Regions from separate parts of the Homo sapiens genome. Here regions 1, 2, 3, 5 and 6 are each linked to region 4. The links are chromatin contacts, found by Hi-C or POLR2A ChIA-PET in ENCODE. All regions are on one chromosome and are shown on one strand. The core of a region is the stretch at or near the end of the contact, and the rest is flanking DNA. Distances in the headings are between cores, read along the strand shown.

What was found. Hi-C counts contacts between places; a loop is a spot of excess contacts on that map. ChIA-PET counts read pairs that join two places held with the same protein, here RNA polymerase II (POLR2A). Pooled maps may share reads with other maps.
Region 1: a loop to region 4 is called in a pooled map, with 4 times the contacts of the local background. The contact joins the promoter of OXLD1 here to the promoter of LINC01970 in region 4. A Hi-C loop is called at or near these places in 3 of 50 pooled maps. POLR2A ChIA-PET finds 5 or more read pairs at or near these places in 3 of 52 experiments (H1, T-cell and activated CD8-positive, alpha-beta memory T cell).
Region 2: a pooled map shows a loop between it and region 4 (5-fold over the local background). The contact joins the enhancer-like site here to the promoter of LINC01970 in region 4. A Hi-C loop is called at or near these places in 1 of 50 pooled maps. POLR2A ChIA-PET finds 5 or more read pairs at or near these places in 3 of 52 experiments (T-cell, WTC11 and common myeloid progenitor, CD34-positive).
Region 3: a map of dorsolateral prefrontal cortex shows a loop between it and region 4 (8-fold over the local background). The contact joins the promoter of QTGAL here to the promoter of LINC01970 in region 4. A Hi-C loop is called at or near these places in 1 of 168 maps with a recorded cell type or tissue (dorsolateral prefrontal cortex), 1 of 37 single-sample maps with no recorded cell type and 9 of 50 pooled maps.
Region 5: POLR2A ChIA-PET joins it to region 4 with 11 read pairs in A549. The contact joins the enhancer-like site here to the promoter of LINC01970 in region 4. A Hi-C loop is called at or near these places in 4 of 50 pooled maps. POLR2A ChIA-PET finds 5 or more read pairs at or near these places in 4 of 52 experiments (A549, Caco-2, HEK293T and 1 more).
Region 6: a loop to region 4 is called in a pooled map, with 5 times the contacts of the local background. The contact joins the enhancer-like site here to the promoter of LINC01970 in region 4. A Hi-C loop is called at or near these places in 2 of 37 single-sample maps with no recorded cell type and 7 of 50 pooled maps. POLR2A ChIA-PET finds 5 or more read pairs at or near these places in 1 of 52 experiments (MCF 10A).

What each region holds. Positions count from the first base shown.
Region 1 is chr17:81,665,279-81,667,978 of GRCh38, forward strand. OXLD1 (oxidoreductase like domain containing 1) reads right to left here and starts at 1,327. Exons shown (of 2, transcript NM_001039842.3): 1 at 1,240-1,327; 2 at 1-306. The coding sequence starts at 1,299. It overlaps CCDC137 (coiled-coil domain containing 137), which reads left to right and starts at 1,459. Exons shown (of 6, transcript NM_199287.3): 1 at 1,459-1,622; 2 at 2,451-2,584. The coding sequence starts at 1,489. RefSeq lists enhancers at 253-362, 523-1,444, 1,445-2,366 and silencers at 1,023-1,342, 1,543-1,692.
Region 2 is chr17:81,597,297-81,599,996 of GRCh38, forward strand. It overlaps NPLOC4 (NPL4 homolog, ubiquitin recognition factor), which reads right to left. Exons shown (of 17, transcript NM_017921.4): 10 at 1-20. Among named protein-coding and RNA genes, the nearest start is that of NPLOC4, 38 kb to the right of the region's middle. RefSeq lists an enhancer at 1,123-1,242. Within about 2 kb of position 1,280, at least 5 of the 41 ENCODE cell types and tissues checked have a DNase peak (open chromatin) inside an H3K27ac peak, as active enhancers do.
Region 3 is chr17:83,050,511-83,053,210 of GRCh38, forward strand. It overlaps QTGAL (queuosine-tRNA galactosyltransferase), which reads right to left and starts at 1,260. Exons shown (of 13, transcript NM_001009905.3): 1 at 1,227-1,260. The coding sequence starts at 1,241. It overlaps LOC124904094, which reads left to right and starts at 677. Exons shown (of 4, transcript XR_007065967.1): 1 at 677-735.
Region 4 is chr17:82,291,387-82,294,086 of GRCh38, forward strand. It overlaps LINC01970 (long intergenic non-protein coding RNA 1970), which reads right to left and starts at 1,428. Exons shown (of 2, transcript NR_135639.1): 1 at 1,137-1,428; 2 at 1-177. RefSeq lists silencers at 1,024-1,073, 1,114-1,363 and an enhancer at 2,120-2,229.
Region 5 is chr17:81,726,175-81,728,874 of GRCh38, forward strand. No RefSeq gene overlaps it. Among named protein-coding and RNA genes, the nearest start is that of SLC25A10, 15 kb to the left of the region's middle. Within about 2 kb of position 1,322, at least 6 of the 41 ENCODE cell types and tissues checked have a DNase peak (open chromatin) inside an H3K27ac peak, as active enhancers do.
Region 6 is chr17:82,862,695-82,865,394 of GRCh38, forward strand. All of the region lies in intron 13 of TBCD (tubulin folding cofactor D), which reads left to right. Among named protein-coding and RNA genes, the nearest start is that of ZNF750, 24 kb to the left of the region's middle. RefSeq lists an enhancer at 1,334-1,843 and a silencer at 2,134-2,213. Within about 2 kb of position 1,402, at least 17 of the 41 ENCODE cell types and tissues checked have a DNase peak (open chromatin) inside an H3K27ac peak, as active enhancers do.

The DNA.
Region 1 (2,700 bases), core at 77-2,576, 630 kb before region 4:
CAGGGCAGCCAGGGCCCGCTCCCCACCGTCCTGGAAGTGCTGCAGCAGCCTGTCCGCGTACTCCACCCACACGCAGTTGGGGCAGCCACTCATGCAGCAGTTTGTGGGCGGCTGGAGCTCAGGTGGCAGCGATGCCTTGGGCGGCCTGGTGCCGTCCGCACCTGCTTGGGAGCCCACCTCTACGTGGTCTGTCCCGAATTTTCTGCGCCCATCAGGGGCTTGCGCTCCGGGATGGTGCCTTTGAAGAAAGCTGCCACCTCCAGGAAGCCTCTGGCAGCAGTCCGGGCTGGAGAACCGGCGAGCCCCCTGAGGATGCAGACAAACATGTGACTCTCCAGGAAGCTGGTGAGGCCCGGTCTACCCCCAGCAGTGAGGACATTTCAGCTCTCCTGTCATTGGGCAACTGGCTCCATGTCCTCAGCTTTTTCACTTCCTGTGACTTTAGACATGTTATTTCACCTCTCTAGACTCAGTTTCCCCACTGTGCAATGGAAGTCATGGGTATGACACGGTGTGATTCACAAGAAGTGCCAGGATCAGGGCCTGGCGCCGGGTGTGCACTCAAGCACATGGTGGGGGGTGGGGGAGGCACTCGACACCTCCAGCTAAGATGGCTGCTCTGTGGACACCAGTATGCGAGAGGTGTAACCCTGTAAGCTCCTGGCCAGCCCAGCACCTCTACCAGTATAACCAAGCCCCACCACCTCTGAGGGACCAACCGGAAGAATCGCACCACCCTTTATCCAAGTTTCCCTGTCACAAAGCCCAGGCCTCTCAGGCCCCTCTCATCCCAGCGTGAATGTCCTATAGGCAGTCTTCCGTCGCTGCCCTGCTCTATCTACCCAGGATCACGGACTGACACGCTACCAACTTCACTTATTTAACTAGTCCTGCGAGGGGCATCATCCGCTCCATGTCCACGGCCAGTCCCCAGAGCCCAGGAGGGCTCGCACACAGGCGCTCGGCAGATACTGAGAAACAGGAAAGTGGCCGTTCACCGGGCTGCTTCCTCTCCCAAGGCTAAGCGGCCCCTCCACAGATTCCGGGGCGGGGACTCGGTAAGAGCCGATGGAGGAGAGGAGCGAGGGGTCCTTCGGCGGCGGCCAGCGCGCGATCCTCCCGGCTCCGTCCCCACATGCGGGTGGAGGGGCCGGGGCTCCTCCCGGTACGTGCGGGCCCCCGGACAGCGGCCTCTCGGACGTGCCCTTCGGCGCTGCCAAGACCCGTCCTGGTACTTGCCGAGCCACGGACCGCGGCGGCTACCGCCCGGCCTCCCTCGACCACCCTCCGCAGCAGCATCGCCCGCGGACGGGATCCGGCAACCCCTGACCGTGAGCGGCGGGCGCTCCGGCCAATCCCGGACCTTCAGGAAGTCGCGCCGCTCCAGCCAGCGTGAGGCTGAGCGCAGGAAGCGGAAGTGCCGATCGGTGGGGCGGAACCATGCAGGAAGGCGGAAGTGGCTTCGCTAGGGAGCCTCCCGGCGTGGAGATGGCGGGAGCTGGTCGCGGAGCAGCGGTGTCCAGGGTGCAGGCGGGTCCTGGGAGTCCCCGGCGAGCGCGGGGGCGGCAGCAAGTGCAGCCGCTGGGGAAGCAGCGCCCAGCCCCGTGGCCCGGGCTTCGCAGGTGACTGCGCTGCCCCGCGAGGCCGCCACACTTCCCCAGAGAAGGGGACGCCTTGAAGGCTCCGCCCGGGACCCCCTAGGGAGCGTTCGCTCGGACCCCTTCCCCAGGTCGGGCTCAGTGCCCTCCTCTGTCTGTGCCCGCGGCCCACGCTCCGCCAGGATCGGTTGAATGAATGGAGGCGCGAGCGAGTCCTTGGTTTTGCCTTTCCCGCGTCCCAGTGTCCCGTCTTTGTGGTTCTGGACGAGGTCAGGGCGGAAAGGCCTCCTGGGCTTTCGGAGTGCCTTTCGGCCTCGCGTCCCGTGAGGAAGGGGTTCAGGGACAGCCACTGAGTGAGACCGAGAGGAAAGATCCCTGCTCCCTGGACTGCTGGACCGGCTCGCACCACAGAAGCCAGATGTGGCCCCTGTATAGATAGATTCTTTTTTTTTTTTTTTTTTTGAGACGGAGTCTCACTCTGTCGCCCAGGCTGGAGTGTGGAGTGCAGTGGCGCGATCTCGGCTCACTGCAAGCTCCGCCTCCCGGGTTCACGCCATTCTCCTGCCTCAGCCTCCCGAGTAGCTGGGACTACAGGCGCCCGCCACCACGCCCGGCAAATTTTTTGTATTTTTAGTAGAGACGGGGTTTCACTGTGTTAGTCAGGATGGTCTCGATCTCCTGACCTCGTGATCCGCCCATCTCGGCCTCCCAAAGTGCAGGGATTACAGGCGTGAGCCACCAAGCCCGGCCAGCCCGTGTAGATTCTATTGCCAGACCCAACTATTGTTTCTCTTACTGATTCTGCTTGTGCTTTACTTGGGACGGGTCTCACCCCCGTGTTCTTTCTCCCAGCAAAGAGAAGAAGAAAGTGAACTGCAAGCCCAAGAACCAGGACGAACAGGAGATTCCTTTCCGGCTCCGGGAGATTATGAGGAGCCGCCAAGAGATGAAAAACCCGATCAGTAACAAGAAGAGGAAGAAAGCAGGTGTGTGCAGGCCCATACTGGGCGGCAGTGAAGCTTTGTGTGTCTCAACCCGCCCAATCGCCCAAATACTTCAGAACGTTTCAGGCAGAGGAAATATGCCAAGACCCGGTGCTCAG
Region 2 (2,700 bases), core at 30-2,529, 690 kb before region 4:
TCTGTAAATATCCAGCCAACCTTAAAAAAAGGAAAGTAGCTTTTAAACATCTCCTCAAGATAGACGATGAATGGCTGGGCGCAGTGACTCACGCCTATAATCACAGCACTTTGAGAGGCCGAGGCAGGAGAATCACGAGGTTAAGAGATCGAGACCATCCTGGCCAATACAGTGAAACCCCATCTCTACTAAAAATACAGAAATTAGGCCGGGTGCGGTGGCTCACGCCTGTAATCCCAGCACTTTGGGAGGCCGAGGCGGGTGGATCACCCGAGGTCGGGAGTTCGAGACCAGCCTGACCAACATGGAGAAACCCTGTCTCTACTAAAAATACAAAATTAGTTGGGGTGGTGGCGCATGCCTGTAATCCCAGCTACTCAGGAGGCTGAGGCAGGAGAATCACTTGAACCCGGGAGGCAGAGGTTGCAGTGTGCCAGGATCGCGCCATTGCACTCCAGCCTGGGCAACAAGAATGAAACTCCATCTCAAAAAAAAAAAAAAAAAATTAGCTGGGCGTGGCCGGGTGTGGTGGCTCACGCCTGTAATTCCAACACTTCGGGAGGCCAAGACGGTGGATCACGAGGTCAGGAGATCAAGACCATCCTGGCTAACATGGTGAAATCCCGTCTCTACTAAAAATAGAAAAAAATTAGCCGGGCGTGGTGGCGGGTGCCTGTAGTCCCAGCTACTCAGGAGGCTGAGGCAGGAGAATGGTGTGAACCCGGGAGGTGAAGCTTGCAGTGAGCCGAGATTGCGTCACTGCACTCCAGCCTGGCCCACAGAGCAAGACTCTGTCTCAAAAAAAAAAAAAAAAAAAAAGATAGATGATGAATGTTTTCTGGCTTCTGCCCAGAGAGCTTAAAAAGAATGTTCTCAGTCAGAAACTCCTTTTTGTGAGCCAGGTGAATCTACATCAACAGGTTCCTCAAGTAAGATGCCAGGCCACACCCAGGGATCTCCATCTCTGTTCAGTAGAAACTGGCCACCCTCCCTCTGGTGCTGCTGGGTTAGAGATGAGTTTCCTCAGCACCAGCTCTGCCCAGCACCATGCTGGGTGCAAGAGACACAGCAGTGAGTGAGACCAACAGAAGGTGAGTGAAAAAGGCACTTAAACTCCCAAGAGGAAGACAGACAACAAGCAAGCAAATAAACATTTCAGAGAGTAGGTCTTTCCTGACAAGCTAAGAAAAAGGATTCCTAGAGAAAGGCACATAATACAAAAGGGGTAATATAATGCAGACTTCACACAGCTGCTCCTGGGAGCTCCACCTCAAGGCCGGAAGGAAGCATCTGAGGGTATGAGGATCTGAAACCTGTGACCCAGCAACCCCTGCACGTTCAGTGTAGCAGTGCCTGTGTGCTGTGTGATCCTTAGGCCCGCCTCTGCCTGTGAATTCCTGCACCAGAAGCCCGTCACGAGGCCACAGGAGCAGCAGTTGAGTCCCGGCAATTGTCACTTCTGTCCTCGGGAAGGATCTGCGGCCCATGACCCTCTCCAGCACTACCTGACACACAACTCTTCCCATCCACCCCCAGCAGACATGACTAGCCCACTGGGAGACTTTCACTGTCTTTAAAGATGCCCCAATGAATGAAAAACCCAAGGTGGTGGCAACAGAGAAAATGAAACTTAAAGGGTTAATTATGCAGTAAATAAAGCAAAATCAAAATCAAACTGAGAAAAATTAGGGCTTAGAAACTCATATTTTAGGCCAGGCACGGTGGCTCACGCCCATAATCCCAGAACTTTGGGAGACCAAGGCGGGTGGATCACCTGAGGTCGAGAGTTCAAGACCAGCCTGGCCAACATGGTGAAACATCGTCTCTATTAAAAATACAAAAATTAACTGGGCGTTGTGGCGGGTGCCTGTAATCCCAGCTACTTGGGAGGCTGAGGCAGGAGAATCACTTGAACCCGGGAGGCAGAGGTTGCAGTGAGCCAAGATCGTGCCACTGCACTCCAGCCTGGGTGAAAGAGCAAGACTCCTCAAAAAAAAAAAATAAAATAAAATAAAAAGAGAAACTTGTGTCTTGCAGAAAATTATTTAAGTAATTTCAAGATTATGAACTGTAAGATTATAACAAATTAGGTCAAAAAATTGGACCAATCTCTTTTAAACAAGAGAACTTCCAGAATTTGAACCCAAATATGCCCCTAAATCAAGATGCTGACTCCTTGTTAGAAACAGGATGTTTCTTTCCTAAAGACAGTAAAACTGTGTGGACTGCTCACTGACACTACTAGGTTTTAAGTCACATTTGCAGTCTCACCCGCTTCATCTGTAGAGAAGATTAAATAATCTAGAGATTATTTTTCATGGTCTGAGTTGATTAGGAAATAAAGGATAAAACATACTTATTAACATTAAACTCGTAAGATATGTTCAAATTCATGGCTCTACATTAATTTATTAAAATTGTTCCTGGGAACTGTATCAATGTCAGATAAACCAGATCAATAGAATAAAAAAGGAAATCCTTTTCTCATCTTCTAACTGTTCCATGAAACTAGGAAGAATTGTAGGCTCAGAGAGCTAAATTATAAACAGGAAATTAAATGATGATTGATGACGGAGCAGCAGAAGCTCCAAGTGCATGGCACAGAACATGAACACTGTCAATGGAATGTCAGCCTTGACTGTCCTCGGCTTCCAAGCTACATGAAGGGAGAGCTCAGGCAGAAGGGACACACATGCACAG
Region 3 (2,700 bases), core at 10-2,509, 760 kb after region 4:
ACCTTGATTCACCTGTTACCAATTTTAGTAAGACTGGAATAAAAAAGAAAAAAGGCTGGAAAAAAAACAAACAAAAAAACAAAAAACAGAAAACATGCTGAGCCTTTGGGCGACTGCTAATCCTACATCCCTGTGGTTGTTCCCTGCATCGGCCTATTGGCTGGGTCTGAACCCTGAGGGCCTTTGCTCCAGCCTCTGCCGGAGCACGGGGAAGGTGTTCGGGGCTTAAGGGCAGGTTTTTAGGGCACGTGTTTGGGGTAAGTGTGCTGGGCACACAGGCAGGTGTGTGGGCACGGAGGAGGTGTGCAGGTAGGTGTGTGGGATGCGCAGGCAGGTGTGCACGGCAGGTGCACGGGCAGGTATGGGGCACGGGCATGTATGCAGGACGCAGAGCAGGTGTGTGAAGCAGGTGTGCAGGCACAAGACGTGTGTGTGGGGCATGGGCAAGTGTGCCGGGAATGTGTGACGGCAGACGTGTGGGGTGCGAGGTTGTGTGGGGGCACACGGACAGGTGTGCAGGCAGGTGTGGGGCACGGGGAGGTGTGCAGACCAGGTGTGTGGGGTGCGGGAGCGAGGCAGGTGCGCGCGGCAGGTGCGCGGGGGCGAGTCAGGAGCGCGGGGCACGTGTGTGGGGTGTGGGGCAGGTGTGCGGGGGCGGGGCAGGTGTGCAGGGCAGGCGTGCAGGGGCAAGGCAGGTGCGTAAGAGCGAGGCAGATGCGCAGGTGCGCGGACCAGGTGTGTGAGGTGCGGGGGCAGGTGCGCGGGGGCGGGGCAGGTGCGCAGGAGCGAGGCGGGAGCGAGGCAGGTGTGCGGGCGCGGGGAAGGAGCGCGGGGCAGGCGGGCGGGGATGAGGCAGGTGCGCCGTTCCTCCACCCCACGACCAGGTGAGGGCGAACGGGGAACTGCCTGAGCTCCGAGCCCGGAAGCTTCAAAATCAGAACGAGGAAGGTCGGTGAGGAGGCCACGCTCGCGGGACGGGGGCAGGAAGCGCAGCCGGAGCTGCAGATCTCGGCCGCGCCCCGCGGGCTCCAATCCCGAGCGTCCCCCGCACGCGCAGCCGCGCTCGCCCGCGGGGCCTAAGGGCTGCTCAGGGCGGAGACCCCGTAGGTGAGCCCGAGAGGCGGTGCGGGGCTGCGAACCCCGGAGCGAGAGAGGACTGGAGGGCGGGGTGAGGGGACGCGAGGACCCAGCCTGCACGGCGGGGCACCCTCCCCGCTGGCACCTACCACGTGGGCCTGCATGGCCTGGCTCTCCTCGGACGCCCCGCCCACGCCGGCTCCGCTCATCCCGCCGCTTCGGCCTACGGCGCCTGCGCGGGCGGCACCAGGAGGCGGGTCTGAGGCCAGGCAATCTCCGATTGGTGCAGAGCGGCGTCCATAGGGGTGGGCCTCCCGGAGGGGCGTGGAAGGGGCGGGGCTGCTCGGCGCGGGGCGGGGCCGGGAGGTCGCCGCCTCAGTCTTCCGCCCTGGGCCACGCCCCGGTCCCGGGTCACCTCTCGGAGCCGCCTCCTTGGCCCGTGGAAGCCTCCTGCTCTCCCCTAGGGCGCGCGTCACAATCTCTGGTCCCCCGTAGACGCCGCCGCGGGGAAGGCGGGGCTGTGCGAGGGCGCCGCGCTGCAAACCCAAGCCAGGCGGCCTGGAGTTGCTGTAAAGCCTCAAGCAAGGCTGATATGTAAAAGGTCGTTGCATTTCACCCGGGCTGTGGGCTGTGCTACTTGACCGGGGAGGACGAGGGGACTGCAGGGCGTCCTTTCAGACAGACGCGGTAGGGAGAGCAGGGCGTGCAGGACACTTGACGGCCCCAGGAGAGGGGTGAGGCCCTGACCCCACCGGGGTGTCATCCAGGAGGAAGGGTGCCCGGGGCGAGGTCCCCCAGGAGAAGTGCCCAGGCCTGAGGCCTTGACCCCACTGAGATGTCCCCCCAGGAGGAGGGGTGCCCGGGGTTAGCTCCCCTAGGAGGAGGGGTACCCGGGAGTGAGGCCCTGACCCCACCGCGAGGTCCCCCAGGAGGAGGGGTGCCCAGGAGTGAGGCCCTGACCCCACCAGGAGGTCCTCCAGGAGGAGGGGTGCCCAGGAGTGAGGCCCTCACCCCACCGTGAGGTCCCCCAGAAGGAGGGGTGCCCAGGAGTGAGACCCTGACCCCACCAGGAGGTCCCCCAGGAGGAGGGGTGCCCGGGAGTGAGGCCCTGACCCCACCGCGAGGTCCCCCAGGAGGAGGGGTGCCCAGGAGTGAGGCCCTGACCCCACCAGGAGGTCCCCCAGGAGGAGGGGTGCCCGGGAGTGAGGCCCTGACCCCACCGCGAGGTCCCCCAGGAGGAGGGGTGCCCAGGAGTGAGACCCTGACCCCACCAGGAGGTCCCCCAGGAGGAGGGGTGCCCGGGAGTGAGGCCCTGACCCCACCGCGAGGTCCCCCAGGAGGAGGGGTGCCCGGGAGTGAGGCCCTGACCCCACCGTGAGGTCCTCCAGGAGGAGGGGTGCCCGGGAGTGAGGCCCTGACCCCACCGTGAGGTCCCCCAGGAGAAGGGGTGCCTGGGGAAAGACATGACCTCAGTAGCTCCGGGTACCCTCCACCTTTGCCCTCATTTCCGCCTCCGCATGCAGCCTTGGGAACTGCAGGGCTGGGAACCCGGAGAAGGCGGCCGGGCTCTGGGGGAGCTCAGAGGTGGCCTTCCCTGCCAGGAACACAGGCCAGGCCCCATCC
Region 4 (2,700 bases), core at 178-2,677:
TGACTTTTGGGTGAGCATGTTGAGGGCCCCCTGCGTCAGCTGCTCTTCTGTTGAACGGTGCAGGGTGGGGAGGCCTGGGCTGCACTGGCCACACAGTCCCCTCAAGAAGATCTTCTACGTGAAACAAAGGAGCACTGAGCGAGGGGAGCTCTGCTCAGAAAGGACCATCTTGCATCACTGAAATTGTGGGAAATGATAACAAAAAATTGAAATGTCGTGAAGAAACACACCAATAAGACCATTTTTAAATATACAGAGGAAGCTAGAAAATACAGAAAGAGGAACCATTCGGACAAGATACTCAGGAAATATCCAGGATTGTTATACCTAAAACAGCCCTCACTGCCCCCCTCCTGGCAGCGCACCTGAGCCCGGAGCCTGCCAGGGACAGCTCTGAGGAGCCAGGCAGGGCCAGGGATGGGCTCTGAGGGGCCAGGCAGGGCTAGGGATGGACTCTCGTGCCTGCCTGCTTGAGGCTTCCTTGGTCAGAGCGAGCGATGCCACCTTTAGGATGGCCAGAATTAGCAAATAAAAATATGGGATGCCGATAAATCTGTACTTCAGATAAACAATTTTTAGTACATGCCCAACGCGGTAGAGGTAAATCTATAGGGGCTGAAGCAGATTTGCTGGGCCGTGGGCAGGGTGGGGAGTGAACGCTCATGGGCACGGGGTTTCTTTCTGGGGCAACAGAAACGGTGTCACATGAGATAGTGAGCATGGCCGCCCATCTCCGAATATACGGCAAAGCCATAAGCTTTCAATAAGTGAATTTCACAGTAAGTGCATTATATTTCAACAAATCTGTTTTAAAATCTTAACTGAGCCGGGCGTGCTGTCTCAGGCCTCTAGTCCCAGCTACTCTGGAGGCCGAGGCGGGAGGATCGCTTGAGGCCAGGAGTTCAAGACCAGCCTGGGCAACATAGCGAGACCCCATCTCTACAAAAAACACGTTAAACAAAAACGTTAATTGGGCGTTCCGTGTTGTATCCAGCAATCCTAACCGCCCTCCGTCCCCGCGAGCCCCAGTCCTTCCCCTGCGGCTGGGCTGGGTCCCCCGTCCCGGGCGGTGAGGGCGCCCTGCAGGCGTCCACAGAGCTGGGCTTCCGTGGCGGCAACCCTAACCCCAGCGCCACCTGGTACGGCCCGGCCCGCGGGTCCCTCCGGGTCAGGACGCAGACGCGCCCGCGGCGGTAACCGGGGGCCCGGGGGCCTCGGGCCCACCCCGGCCAGACCCCGGGGAGGAGCGCAGGACACTGCCCGCGCCGGGACTCGGCTGTTTCCGATCCTCCCGGGCGTCCTTTAGGAGACTCATTCGCAGCCGACGTTGCGGAGGCGCAGGAAAAGGGCGAGCAGGTGCCTCAGGGACACCACTTCCAACCGCACGCCGATCGCCGGCTCCACCATAAATAGAAACGGGTGGTCTCTAATTGGCCTAGCTCTAATTGGCCTAGCTGTTGTCACGTGCTCTCCGATGGCCCAATCACTAAGGCTGGACGATGCTGCACTGTGAATGGCCAGGCCCGAGTCATGTGCCCGGAGAGGGCGGGGCTGGGCCCTTCCGCTCGCCGCGTCTGGCGATCGCGGCTACGGAGACCCAGGAGGGCCCGGCCAGGAGACCCGCTCTCTAGAGCGGCGAGGGCAGGGGTTGCTAGGGCGCCGGGGTCGAACCCGCGCTTCCTGCAAGTCTTAGGGCCGCATCCCTGCCGAGGCGGGCGTTGGGAAGGGTGGGAGATGGGAAGGTGCGGTGGTGCGGGGAGGGGAGGGCGCCGGGAGGGGTCGGAGAGGGGTCGCGGGTTTTGGGGCTGCGAGGAGGGAAGGAGGGAAGAGGAGGGAAGAGGAGGGCAAGGGGAGGGGAGGGCGGGGAGGAGAGAGGGCGCGGGCAGGGGAGTGGAGGGCGCGGGGAGGGGAGGGCGCGGGGAGGGGAGGGCGGGGAGGAGAGAGGGTGCGGAGAGGAGGGCGGGAAGGAGAGGGGACGGGGGGAGGGAGGGGACGGGGGGAGGGAGGGGAGGGTGGGGGAAGGAGGGGAGGGGAGGGTGGGGGAAGGAGGGAAGGGGAGGGGAGGGGAGGAGAGGGCGGGGAGGGGAGGGGAGGGCGCGGGCTGCGGGGCTGCGGGGAGGGAGGGGCGGGTTCAGGGCTGTGGGCCCCGCCCGGGGCACCGCCTGGATCAGGCCTGAGGCCGGCTGCAGAGAACTTGGGCACCGCGGACCAGATTGCTGGTCACCAGGATGAAAAATAAAAAAGACCCAAACAGCTCCCCCGACCCCGCCTTCGCGCAGGCCCCTGGCGTTCTGCTCAGGGGTTTTTGTTTAATGAAGAACGTCAAACATCTGGCAAGGTCGGAATGATTTTGCGATGAGCACCGCCTGGATTCTGCGGTGAAAGCGACTGTGTGCGCGCTCACGGCCTCGCCTGTCCCTGCATCAGCCCATCTCGTCAGGCAGATCAACATGAAGCTGTAAAACGGATGACTTAGGCCGGGCGTCGTGATGGGCGCCTGTAATCCCAGCTACTCGGGAGGCTGAGGCAGGAAAACCGCTTGAACCTGGGAGGCGGAGGTTGCAGTGAACCGCGGTTGCACCACTACACTCCAGCCTGGGAGACAGAGCGAGACTCCGTCTCAAAATAAATAAATAAAACATATGACTTAGGTATATACGCATGGGGGGAATCCTCGTAAGGCAAGAACGTGCTGCACAT
Region 5 (2,700 bases), core at 72-2,571, 570 kb before region 4:
ACGTGATCCAGCTCCGTGTCTGCGCTTGCCGCTTTAGTCTCAGGTAAACATCTTAGTGGCACAGAGCCCACCAGTCTGCCCAGACAGGGGAGAGGCGGGTGAGTGGTGGCAAACCATGTGACCCAGTTCTTTTTTTTTTTTGAGATGGAGTTTCGCTCTTGTCGCCCAGGCTGGAGTGCAGTGGCATCATCTTGGCTCACTGTAACCTCCACCTCCTGGTTCAAGTGATTCTCCCGCCTCAGCCTCCCAAGTAGCTGGCATTATAGGCATGCGCCGCCATGCCCAGCTAATTTTATATTTTTAGTAGAGATGGCATTTCACCAGGTTGGCCAGGCTGGTCTTGAACTCCTGGCCTCAAATGATCTACCCACCTCCACCTCCCAAAGTGCTGGGATTACAGGCATGAGCCACTGTGCCCGGCCTCCATGTGACCCAGTTCTGATGGCAAGACGTGAGGAGAGATGCCCTGGGAGCCCTGATGCAGTCCAGCCTCTGTGGACACACTTCTGATGGTCACACAGTTACGTTTGGCAGACCATTCTTTTTTTCAGTGATGGAATATTCTTCTAGGTCCTATGTAATCATTGTTGTTTTCACTTCTATTTTGTCTGATGTTAATATCACCGTACCTGCCTTATGTTCTACCTTTCCGGGTCATTTTGTTTTGGGTGTGCATAAATACTCATGTGGCAATTCAGGCCGGACGCAGTGGCTCGCGCCTGTAATCCCAGCACTTTGGGAGGCCGAAGCAGGTGGATCACTTGAGGTCAGGAGTTCAAGACCAGCCTGGCCAACATGGTGAAACCCCGTTTCTACTAAAAATCAAAAATTAGCTGGGCATGGTGGCGCGCACCTGTAGTCCCAGCTACTCGGGAGGCTGAGACAGGAGAATCACTTGAACCCAGGAGGCAGAGATTGCAGTGAGCCAAGATTGCACCACTGCACTCCAGCCTGGGCTACAGAGCTAAACTGTCTCAAAAATAAATAAAGTAATAAAATAATAAAATAAATAGTCACGTGATGCTTCAGGTCATCTGACATCCTGCCCCCCACCCCTTAGTAAAATGCCTGCTGTTTTATTCAAGCAGCTACCACCCCACCCCAGTCCTTGGGCCTCAAGGGCACCAGGGCCTGACCCCAGCTCCCAGCATGAATAGGGTTGGTTTAAACCAGTCGGCATGGCCCACAGTGACTGGTTTAGGCATGGGCCTGTCACCCACACTGGGCCAATGATATGTAAGATGTTTATTGTAGCTTCCGGGATGGAAACTTCTCTGCCAGCTTGTGGGTTGGGCAAGGACGACACTCCGGGCCCTACCGGCGGAAGCTCTGCTCCTGTCGTGCGTGGACCACGCAGCAAATGGCCTTGGAGGCTGCTGGCAGCCATCTTGTGACCATGAGGCAAGTCAGCGCAGGCCGAAGCTGACGACGCGAAGACAATGAGGAGAGGGAGAAAGAGCCGATCTTTGGTGTGTATTGGCTGTGACGTGCTGCCGCCTCTCTGGAGACCGGGTTCATTATACTTTTCCTGGTATCTTCTCATGTTTGCTCTGCTGGCTTTGGGCCCGAGTTTTACCTCCTGGGTGTATTGTGTGTGCCTGTTTTGTGGTGTTGGTTTTGCTCCTGGGTTTGTTGACCCTTGGGTGTCTGCTCTTTTTTTTTTTTTTTTTTTTTTTTGGGACAGAGTCTCACGCTGTCACCCAGGCTGGAGTGCAGTGACCTGATCTTGGCTCACTGCAGCCTCTACCTCCTGGGTACAAGCGATTCTTCTGCCTCGGCCTCCTGAATAGCTGGGATTACAGGTGCCTGCCACGGCTAATTTTTTTACTTTTAGTAGAGATGGGGTTTTGCCATGTTGGCTAGGCTGGTCTTGAACTCTTAACCTCAGGTGATCTGCCCACCTCCGCCTCCCAAAGTGCTAGGATTTATAGGCATGAGTCACCGTATCCAGCATTTTTTGCTTGTTTGTTTGTTTTGAGACGGAGTCTCGCTGTGTCACCCAGGCTGGAGTGCAGCGGTGTGATCTCGGCTCACTGCAAGCTCCGCCTCCCAGGTTCACACCATCCTCCTGCCTCAGCCTCCTGAGTTGAGTATCTGGGACTGCAGGCGCCCGCCACCACGCCCGGCTAATTTTTTTGTATTTTTTAGTAGAGACGGGGTTTCACCGTGTTAGCCAGGATGGTCTCCGATCTCCTGACCCGGTGATCCACCTGCCTCGGCCTCCCGAAGTGCTGGGATTACAGGCGTGAGCCACCGCACCTGGCCAGCTCTAGCTGGTTTTACGGGTGAATTTTTACCAAACATTCATGGAACAGAAAAATCCGTGTCTTGAAATTTTCACAGAAGGCTAGCATGATCTCAACTCCAAAATGAAAATTAAGACACATCTGTTTCATGACTGTAGATGTAGAAAGCCTAGATAAACTATTAATAAATTGAAGTCAGCTGCATATAAGAAATGTCAGACCTCATGATCACGTAGGGGTTATATCAGAATTTCAATGTCAGGAAACTAACTAATGTTATCTGCATGTTACATTAAGAGTAAAGGAGGCTGGGCGTGGTGGCTCACGCCTGTAATCCCAGCACTTTGGGAGGCCGAGGCAGGCGGATCACCTGAGCTCAGGAGTTCAAGACCAGCCTGGCCAACATGGTGAAACCCCGTCTCTAGTAAAAATACAAAAATTAGCCCGGCATCAT
Region 6 (2,700 bases), core at 152-2,651, 570 kb after region 4:
CGCCATGTCTTTTTAGCTTAGGGACTGTCTTCTGCCGTGAGTTGGCCTCTCTGCCTGTGCACGTGTGTTGCCGGCCCCGGCTCAGCTGTGGCAGAAGTCAGTCACCTGTGGAGTTATGGAAGTCCAGGCGGCCACCCCAGGCCGGGGCCTCATTCCGTTAAGTAGGGCCAGGTGTCTGTCCTCTCACGCGTCCGAGGTGGCTGCCGGCGTGCGGGTGTGACTGTCGATGAGAGCTCTGAGCTGGGATATCTGGTGACGGCTGCCCCTGCTTGGTCTTGCGGTGTGGCTGGGGAGAGGATTACTGGGTGGAATGTAGCCGTCCGCCTTTTGTGTTGACCTCTTGACCTCCCTTTTGGGAGGCTTATTAATGTCAAAAAGTGAAGATATGAGGATGGGATCGTAATTTCTTTGTGTTGCTTTCCAGTAGCCCAGGGACCAAGCTGTGGGAACCAGGCCTCCATGTGCTGGCCCCACCGTCCTCGTGGTGCCTGTGTCTGTCCAGGCTTAGTCCTCAGATCAGCTGCTTCACCACATTGGCTGCAGGCTGGGTGGCAGATGCCCCCAGGAGGAGGAGAAGCATTTCTTCCCAGGGCTTTGGCCTGTGCTGTGTGCCTGGAACCTTTAGGTGCTGTGGCTTCGCAGACCCGGACGCAGCGTGGAGGCCAAGCGGTGTCTGTACAGGACCCTTCAGTGATGAGGGTGGCCAGGCTCCAGCCAGGTCCTAGGGAAAGCTCTCCGAGAGCGACGGCTTAAGCAGTTCTGAAAAATTGCAAATGATCTGTGTTCTTGGAGAAAGAATGGGAGAGAAGCACTCACTCACAATAATGTTGCACCTACTGTGTGCGGGTAGGGTGCAGGCAGTGTGGTCCAGTGTGAGCGGGGAGGGTGCTGGTTGAGGGGTTAGTGCTCGGGACGCAGCCTTTGGACCCAGTGCCCTCCCAAAACTCTGCTCATCAGTGCCCCTGAGCTCAGCATTGACCCCTGGAGGAACTGGGCGCCTTCCCTGGTCTCAGACTGTAAGCCTCCTCGGGAAGCAGCAGTTGGCTCCTGATGCAGCTGGCCTCAGATCCTGTTGGGAGAGCAGGATTGGTGAGGAACCTGGAGAGGAGTAGGAGGTGCTGCCTGATAGCAGAGGTGGGTGATGGGGGCAGAGAGGGTAGCAGGGGCCCAGTTCAGTCCTGTCTGGTTTTCACGTGGAGCTTTTTATAGAGTTGTGCTTCTCAAGCCTTTCAAATGCCTCACAGCGGCAGTCCGACGTGCAGTCAGTGACAGCTGAGTAGATTACCACCCTCAGGACTAAATGCAAAATCATCTTCACTGGGTGCAGCATTTACAGTTTTGGTGCTGGAACCTCCTAACCAGTGTTCTTAGGGGCTGTCTTACCAGTGAAGGGAGCTGCCTGCTGTTGACGCTCCACAGGAGGTTTGCGGCATGGCTGCCATCTGTGTTGTGGCCTGGGACTTTCTTAGAGAGTGGGTAAAAGATGAGTCATCTCTTGTGTGATTTATCAGCTTCACTTGTGCTTCCAGGGCTCTTTGAAGCGTCTCACTTTTTAATTTCATGAAGAAACAAATGTAGTGCAGAGAACAGAAAGCTGCTGTGTGACCTGCGGGTGCCCAGCCTGTGGGGCTTCCTCATCGCCCCCATCCAGGCAGATCGAGTGCCGGCTCTCTGTGCTCTCCAGGAGGTGGCCTTTCACAGCAGGGACGTTCTGTGCTCTTATTTTAACAACTGTAAGAATCTGAGCTTGGTGACAGTTGGGTGACCCGGGCTCTGTGTCTTCGTGTTGGCCAGGGTGTGTCATACACCTGGCCTGGCCTGCGTGCCTCACGTGTGGTGGGGATTTGTGACTGTCCCCAGCACCTTGACAGAGGGTCCTTGACTCTGCGACCCTGCACAGTGGGTGGTGGCAGGTGGGATCTTGGTTCACAGGCACAGGTGGGGAGAGTTGCTGGGCCAGCGTGGCTGGGTGACTTTCCTGTGGAAAGAGCGGGCTTGGGGCTTGGTGCGTGATCCCACCGAGGCCGGGGTTGTGCTTGGGGCACTGGGGGAGAGCAGAGCAGGTGATGCATATCCGGGCGCCCACCCTAGCAGCACAGGAAGGGCTGGGATCACCACTCCCCGGGGCACCGTGGGGACAGCGGGGGCCTGCTCACTCCCCGGGGCACCGTGGGGACAGCGGGGGCCTGCTCACTCCCTGGGGCACCGTGGGGACAGCGGGGGCCTGCTTGTGTTGGGGGTGGGGCTCCTTGCCCCCCAAGGGCAGGCCGAGCACCAAGTCTGTGCTTGCCCCACTGTGCAGCGTTGCAGGTGCAGCAGACATGAGGCCAGCTGCTGCTCCCTGCAGGCAGCTGAGGGCCTCTGGGAAGGCTTCTCTACAACGTCCTGTGGGAACTGGAAACCCAGATGTCAGTGGAACCAGGTGTTCTGTCCATCACTGCCTCTTACCTCCTAGCAAATTCAACACTGGCGTTTTTTTTTCTGAGCAAGTTGAGCTGCATTTTTGGGACAGGAGCCATGGCTGTGTGTGCTGGTGCTGAAGGGAGGGTCTGCAGGGACGGCCACACGGATGGCTGTGTGTGCTGGTGCTGAAGGGAGGGTCTGCAGGGACGGCCACGCGGCTCTCGGGAGCCGTTTCCTGCGCTCGGGCTCTGCACCGGCAGGCTCCACGCTGAGGGTCCCTCCACATCCACCCCATCG